2 separate regions of the Homo sapiens genome follow, and region 2 is linked to region 1. Evidence: read pairs that join two places in POLR2A ChIA-PET (ENCODE). Cell type or tissue: OCI-LY7. All regions are shown on one strand.

What was found. Peaks named below come from ENCODE experiments on the same cell type or tissue, not always from the same donor. Only the 100,000 strongest peaks of a DNase experiment are listed, where the experiment ranks them.
Region 2: POLR2A ChIA-PET joins it to region 1 with 18 read pairs; 1 of 35 experiments calls an interaction of 5 or more read pairs at or near these places.

Annotation. Positions count from the first base shown.
Region 1 is chr13:40,701,291-40,705,290 of GRCh38, forward strand. No RefSeq gene overlaps it. Among named protein-coding and RNA genes, the nearest start is that of MIR320D1, 25 kb to the right of the region's middle. In OCI-LY7, no CTCF peak of the experiment used is centred here; no DNase peak of the experiment used is centred here; H3K27ac peaks cover 385 bases.
Region 2 is chr13:40,492,910-40,496,909 of GRCh38, forward strand. No RefSeq gene overlaps it. Among named protein-coding and RNA genes, the nearest start is that of LINC00598, 14 kb to the left of the region's middle. In OCI-LY7, no CTCF peak of the experiment used is centred here; a DNase peak (open chromatin) is centred at 1,760.

The sequences.
Region 1 (4,000 bases):
TGTCACTCAGGCTGGAGTGCAGTGGTGCGATCTTGGCTCACTGCAACCTCCGCCTCCTGGGTTCAAGCGATTCTCCTGCCTCAGCTTCCTGAGTAGCTGGGACTACAGGTACATGCCACCAAGCCCAGCTAATTTTTTGTATTTTTAGTAGAGACAGGGTTTCACCGTGTTAGCCAGGATGGTCTCGATCTCCTGACCTCGTGGTCCACCGGCCTTGGCCTCCCAAAATGCTGGGATTATAGGCATGAACCACTGTGCCCGGCCAAGATTTTTGATTATCAATGAGATTGAACATTTTGTAATTCTATTATTTAAAATATAAGACGTAATTATTTTGACATTATGGATAGAAGAATGTGAGATGGAAAATAAAACAAAATTAATATTCCTGCTTAAAAATAAAGGAGCATTTTAGGAAGGAAAGCACTTTGATATAAATGGCATTTGTACCTAAAGCATTTTTTGGAGTAAACAAAACATTTTAAACCATGCTTAAAGCTAACCATATATATTGGCTGTTTTGCTTCAGATTATTACTGAAGATGCTGCATCATCCTATATTGGTAAATCTTCTGATATATAAGCTTTATAATCATCAAAGAATAAGCTTTCACCCAGTACCCATATCTTGGTTTCTAAATGTTATTCTCCAGCAACAACAAAAAAATCTAGGCTGGACGCGGTGGCTCATGCCTGTAATCCCAGCACTTTAGGAGGCCAACGTGGGTGGATCACCTGGGGTCAGGAGTTTGAGACCAGCCTGGCCAATATGGCAAAACCCCACTCCTACTAAAAATATAAAAATTAGCCAGGTGTGGTGGTGGGTGCCTGCAGTCCCAGCTACCTAGGATGCTGAGACAGGAGAATTGCTTGAACCTGGGAGGTGGAGGTTGCAGTGAGCCGAGATTGCACCACTGCACTCCAGCTGGGTGACAGAGCGAGACTCTATCTCAAAAACAAAAAAACAAAAAACAAAAAACAAAACTAAGGGGCCAGGTGCAGTGGCTCACACCTGTAATCCCGGCACTTTGGGAGGCTGAGGTAGGGGGATCACTTGAGGTCAGGAGTTCGAGACCAGCCTGACTGATATAGTCAAACCTCATCTCTACTAAAAATACAAAAATTGTGAGGGCCGTGGTGGCTCATGTCTCTGATCCCAGCACTTTGGGAGGCCGAGGTGGGCAGAGGTCAGGAGTTCGAGATCAGCCTGACCAACATGGCAAAACCCCTTCTCTACTAAAAATACAAAAATTAGCTGGGCATGGTGGTGGGTGCATGTAATCCCAATTACTCGGGAGGCTGAGGCAGAAGAATCACTTGAACCCAGGAGGTGGAGGCTGCAGGGAGGCAGAGGTTGCAGTGAGCCAAGATGGCGTCATTGCACTCCAGCCTGGGCAACAGAGTGAGACTCTGTCTCAAAAAAAAAAAATTAATTAATTAAAATATAAAAATTAGCCAGGCATGTTGTCGGGCACCTGTAATCCCAGCTACCCAGGCGGCTGAGGCAGGAGAATCACTTGAACCTGGGAGGCAGAGGTTGCAGTGAGCTGAGATCACACCACTGCACTCCAGCCTGGGCAGCAGAGCAAGACTCCATCTCAAAAAAAAAAAAAAAAATCCAAGTTTTCCCAGAGAAGTGATTCATTCCAGGACTGGAGTAGGGACAAAAAGGGCCTGGAGCTGGCAACACACGATGGCTCACACCTGTAATTCCAACACTTTGGGAGGCTGCGGTGGGAGGATCACAAGGTCAGGAGTTTGAGACCAGCCTGGCCAACAAAGTGAAACCCTGTTTCTACTAAAAATACAAAAAGTAGCTGGGTGTGGTGGCACATGCCTGTAGTCCCAGCTACTTGAGAGGCTGAGGCAGGAGAATTGCTTGAACCCAGGAGGCGGAGGTTGCAGTGAGCCAAGACCACGCCATTGCACTCCAGCCTGGGTAACAGAGTGAGACTCTGTCTCCAGAACAAACAAACAAACAAACAAACAAAAAGAAGGGCCTGGACTGTCTTGTGGCACCAGACAATAGGAAAGTGCTCCAAAAAGATGGGGACATGTCAAAAGGTCACAGGAACCACCACGAAAAAGCTCTCAATGGCCAAACCTGGAACAACTTGAGCAAGAAAATAATGATAATACTAGATTATATCACCTAGTAGAGCTGTGAGAAGGGGACTGCCGCCCTCTTGATCCAAGAATGGTAGAACCAGCAGCAGCTTGCATCCTGAGCCCAGAAAAGCCGCAGGCACTGGATTCCAGTCCATCAGAGCAGCCGTGTGGGCTACATCCAGCAAAGCCAAAGGGAGGAGGTGCCCAAGGCGCTTGGAGCCCTGTGTGCCCTGGATGGCAGACATGGAGTCAAAGGAGCTTAGTTTGGAGCTTTTAGATTTAATGACTGCTTTGCTGGATTTCAGACTTGTGTGGGGCCTATTGCCTGCTGCTTTTGGCTAATTTCTCCCCTTTGGAATGAGAATGTCTACCCAGTTGCCTGTACCACCATTTTATCTTGGGAGTAAATAACTTGTTTTTGATCTCACAGGTTCATGGGTGAAAGGGACTCATCTCCAAACGAGACTTTGGACTTTGGACTTGGGACTTTCGAGTTAATGCTGGAGTTAAAGCTTTGAGGAACTAGTGCAAAGGCATGATTTTTTTTTTTTTTTTTTTTTTTTTGGAGACGGAGTTTTGCTCTGTCGCCCAGGCTGGAGTGCAATGGTGCAATCTCGGCTGACTGCAACCTCCGCCTCCCAGGTTCAAGCGATTCTCCTGCCTCAGCCTCCAAAGTAGTTGGGATTATAGGCACCCACCATCATGCCCAGCTAATTTTTGTATTTTTAGTAGAGATGGGGTTTCGCCATGTTGGTCAGGCTGATCTCGAACTCCTGACCTCAGGTGATCTGCCCAACTCGGCCTCCCAAAGTGCTGAGATTACAGGCATGAGCCACTGTGCCCGGCCAAGACGAGTTTTTGCTCTATTGCCCACGCTGGAGTGCAATGACGCAATCTCGGCTCACCGCAACCTCTGTCTCCCAGGTTCAAGCGATTCTCCTGCCTTAGCCTCCCAAGTAGCTGGGATTACAGATGCTCGCCACCACGTCCAGCTAATTTTTTTGTATTTTTAGTAGAGATGAGGTTTCACCATTTGGCCAGGCTGGTCTCGAACTCTTGATCTCAGGTGATCCACCTGCCTCGGCCTCCCAAAGTGCTAGGATCACAGGCATGTACCACTGCACTCAGCCCATAATTGTATTTTGAAATTGAGGACATGAGATTTGGGGGGCCAGAGGCAGAATGATATGGTTTGGATGTTTGTCCCCTCCAAATCTCATGTTGAAATGTAATTCCCATTGTTGAAGGTGGGGCCTGGTGGGAGGCGATTGGATCATGGGAGGCAATTGGATCATTGTTTGGTGATGAGTGAGTTCTTGCTCAGTTCATGGGAGATCTGGTTGTTTAAAGGAGTCTGGGACCTCCCCTGACTCTTGCTCCCTCTCTTGCCATGTGACTCTCTGGCTCCCCTTCACCTTTCACCATGATTGGAAGCTTCTTGAGGCCTCATCAGAAGCATATGCTGGCATCACACTTCCTGTACAGCCTGCAGAACCATGAGCCAAAATAAATCTCTTTTCTTTTTTTTTTTTTTTTTTGAGATGGAGTCTCACTCTGTTGCCCAGGCTGGAGTGCAGTGGTATGATCTTGGCTCACTGCAGCCTCCACCTCCCAGGTTCAAGCAATTCTCCTGCCTCAGCCTCCCCAGTAGCTGGGATTACAGGTGTGTACCACCACACCCTGCTAATTTTTGTATTTTTAGTAGAGACGGGGTTTCACCATGTTGGCCAGGCTGGTCTCGAACTTCTGACCTCAAATGATCCACCCGCCTTGGCCTCCCAAAGTGCTGGGATTACAGGCGTGAGCCACTGCGCCTGGCCAATCTCTTTTCTTCATAAATTACAGTGTCAGGTATTCCTTTATAGCAAGGCAAGAACTGACTAACACAATC
Region 2 (4,000 bases), 210 kb before region 1:
AGACCAGCCTGGCCAACATGGCAAAACCCCGCTTCTACTAAAAACACAAAAATTAGCCAGGCATGGTGGCAGCGCCTGTAATCCCAGCTACTCCAGAGGCTGAGGCACGAGAATTGCTTGAACCCGGGAGGCGGAGGTTGCAGTGAGCCGAGATCGTGCCGCTGCACTCCAGCCTGGGTGAAAGAGCGAGAGACTCCGTCTCAAAAATAAGTAAATAAATAAAAATAAAGAACATTTTAAGATTAAATGACGAAACACACAAGCGGAAGATGTATGATGCTTGTGCTATATGGCTTTGCATGAGATCATTATCACCATCTTGTGCAGGGCAGCTTCTTGGGTGTGCAACCTCCCTAGGACTTTACATTTAAAAGGACCCCACACTTGGTTTAATGCTCTGCTGTTGCTGTCTTAATAATCATGCTGGAAAAAAGTGTCCCATGTTTTCATTTTGTACTGGAACCGGCAAACTATGTAGCTGGTCCTAGACTGGTGAGGTAAGAAATACAGGTATCACCAACTTCCCCATTTCCAATGAGGAGACTGAAGGATAAGGTGGTAAAATGGATTCCCTAAAGACACCCCGCTAGTAAGCAGCTAACTGCAGCCCCAGGTCTCCCTAGTGCAGTATCTAGTCTGATGCATGAATGTAATGAGCCGTTTCTGAGCACCTGCCCAGCTCAGGACAGTGACTTCATCCCTGCCCCATGCCTTCTATCGTGAGCCCCTTACACTGCTTATACCACTTGAGACTCCCCAGGCTCGAACTGATGCCCACGCCTGGCCAAGCTGGGCCAGTCAGATGGTCTCTCCAGGGAATCTAAAACTTGCACCTAGAGGGACAGATGACAGAAGGGATAGAAGGGGCATCCAGAGCCATCGTGAGAACAGAGGAATGGCAGGTTCAGGCACAGGAAAATCACATGAAGCCTTCTGCATCTCCCACTCTCCCTTCCACATCCTAAATTCATGGGTCCCAAGGAGACACGGTCTAGAGGAAGGCTGGGGTCTCCCATACGGCCAAATGATAATAATCCAGGAACCTAAAGAAAACTGCTTCATGTGTCCTCACCTATGGTCAAAAATCTGCCAGACCTGCTGGGAGAGAAAGTTACAGGAAGATGGAGAGTAGTGGCTGGCAACATCTACCGCTTCATATTTACAAACATATGTAGCATTTCCTATGTGTTAGATTCCCTTCTACATGTTTTACATCTATCAGTTCATTTAATTCCAACAACACTATGAGATAGGTATTATTATCATCAACTCTAGTTTATAGGTAAAGAAACCGAGGCACAGAGAGGTTAGGTAACTTGCCTGAAGAAGTCACACAGCTTGCATGAAGTAGGGCCAGGATTTAAACCCAGACAGTCTGGCTCCAGAGCCTAGGTTTTTAACCCTCTCACAAGCTGCCTCTCAAAAGTATTATTCTGGCCAGTCTGAAATAAGCAACATGCAATTTCCACTTTTAAGTTTCATTTTACCTTCTCAAAATGCAGTGTCTCAGAAGTCTTGACTATTTGAAATCAATAAGGCCTTTGAGTAGTCAAAAGGGATGTTACAAAGACTATACACAAAAGCGTGAATATTCAGTCCCTCCGATTCCCACTCAATGCCTATTTACTCAATCTCTCTCTATCTCCCTCCTTCTGTCTCTCCCTCCCTTCCTCTCTCTCTTACTTACACACACACACACACACAGAGAGAGAGAGAGAGAGAGAGAGAGTTTTGTTATCCACTTTCAAGCTCCCAGTAAGTGAGAAGGAAATGATAGTTCGCTGCATGCAAGCATGCTGACAGTATCAAGAAAACATTACTATGAGCCTGGCAGTAAAAGAGGAGACAGAAAAACCCTAAAATCAATTCTAAAACTTACAAAGCACGGCAGCAGGGCTTCATAGAATAATGTTCAAACAGCCCTAAACATCTTCATCCTCTATCCCAACTTTTTATTATACAAATAGCCTTCTCTTGGTGGTTAAGCCATTTCCAGCAAGGTTATCAATGATTTGCAGATGAAGAAATCTTGATTCAATGAGCAGCTGAGAAGATTTGCTACATTCAGTAGATGACATTTAAAAAGGTGGAGGAATATGTGCTACATTTTTTAAGGATTTACGTCTAAAATGGTTACTCTAGAAAAAAAGTTTGAGAGCTTAAGTGGGTAGACAGATATTTTTATTTCTTTGTTGGTTGGTTGATTGGTTAGTCGACGGGGAGGTGCTTGTTATTTTGGGTTTGTACTATATGTTGGTTTTCTAAAAAAACACAGTTGCCCTTTAAAAGAGTCATGTGCTGTCTAGTTTACCACAGTCCCCACCCTTCCTTCTTCATATTGAATTTTTGTTTTAAGATAATGGTAGGTTCACATGCAATTGTACAAGATAATTCAGAGAGATCCCATGTTCTTTTTACCCAGTCTCCCCCTAATTGTAACATCTTGCAGAACTCTAATACAAGATCACAACCAGGATATTGACAAGGACAGTCAAGACACAGACAGTTTAGTCACCAGCAGGATCCCGCGGGATAGGCACACCCATCCTTATCCTGCTCCTCCTCAGCCCCAGGCAAAGGCAAACACTAATCTCTTCTTCAATTCTATAATTTTGTCAAATGGAGAATGTTATCGAAATGAAATCATGCAGTATGTGGCCTTTGGGGTTGGTTTTTTCACTCATCGTAATTCCCCGTAGATTGATCCATCTTGTTGCAGGTATCAATAGTGCGTTGCTTTTACTGGCCAGTAATAGTCCACGGTGGTTTGTTTACCCAGCCACCCACTGGAGGACACAGGCACCGTTCTTTTTTGCTTTTTTCCCAGACGGTTTCCTCATTTATCTGACCTGCCTTGCCCCGTGGACATTTGAACTTCCAATCCCCAGGGTGGTGTCTCACCTAGGATGGGAAAACTATCTGAATCCAAAAGATATCCACAATGACTCGCTTCCTCTCAGGGTAGAGCTTTCAGTCTCTCCTCTCTGTGGATTATTCATGGCCACAGTTTTAATCCCAGGGAGGACAGCTTCCCCAATATATAACCGGCTCTGGCCCCTTATTATTAGCTGGTGTGTACTCAGGAAATGCAAAACTGGAACCAATATAAACAGGATAATAGATAGATAGCACCAAAAGCCACTCAAACATAAATATGGAAATTCCTTAGGGAGCACCTGTGCTTTGTGTTCTGCCTTCTGGTAGCTCATTTTGTGAGCATAGATAAGCAGGGTCAAGTCCATTGAGAACTCTCTGTGCCTTATCTTTTACCCATCCTATCTCTCACTGATCCCAGGGAGACTTCAGAATGCTCCTGGGTTACATACTTCATTCTGTCTCAGTGAATTCCTTTTTTTCATCTGGCTAACTTCTGGGACATATCATCTTTGTTTTTTAAATATCTCACTCTTGGTATGAGATAAATTCTACTGGCCCTAAAGCACTTGAAGTGTCTTATATAACATATTTCATTCAGTAAATATCTTCTGAGCACCTGTTCTATGCCATGACTGTACTTAATGATGACATAAATTAAAATTCTTTAACTCACAAAATAAATTCTCTAACTCAGCCACTAACAGAGTCGTAAATTAGGGTTCTCCAGAAAATGGCCAACATGCTGGGTCCCCACTGCCAGCATCTCATCTGTAGTGGATGACTCAAAACATTCTCGATTGAGCTGACTTGCTAGGATCTATTTCAGGAATTGGATATGTGTGGGTTGGATCAGTCTGCTCAGCTAGGTCCTGGCAGCAATAACCTCCTCATTCCACCACAATACATTTTCCAATCATTCTTCACCTGGATTACTGGCAACGCCGCCTGAACGACTCCTCCTATCAACGTTGCTCACCGGCCATTCCTTTGACACTGAGGACTGTACTACGCACCAAGCACTGGGAATTACAGCAAGAGCACCATTTTGTTTGGCCCCACGATGTTTGGGAAAATAAATATGACTGCAACGTAAGTATGACTATCATTCCTGTTTTACAGAAGC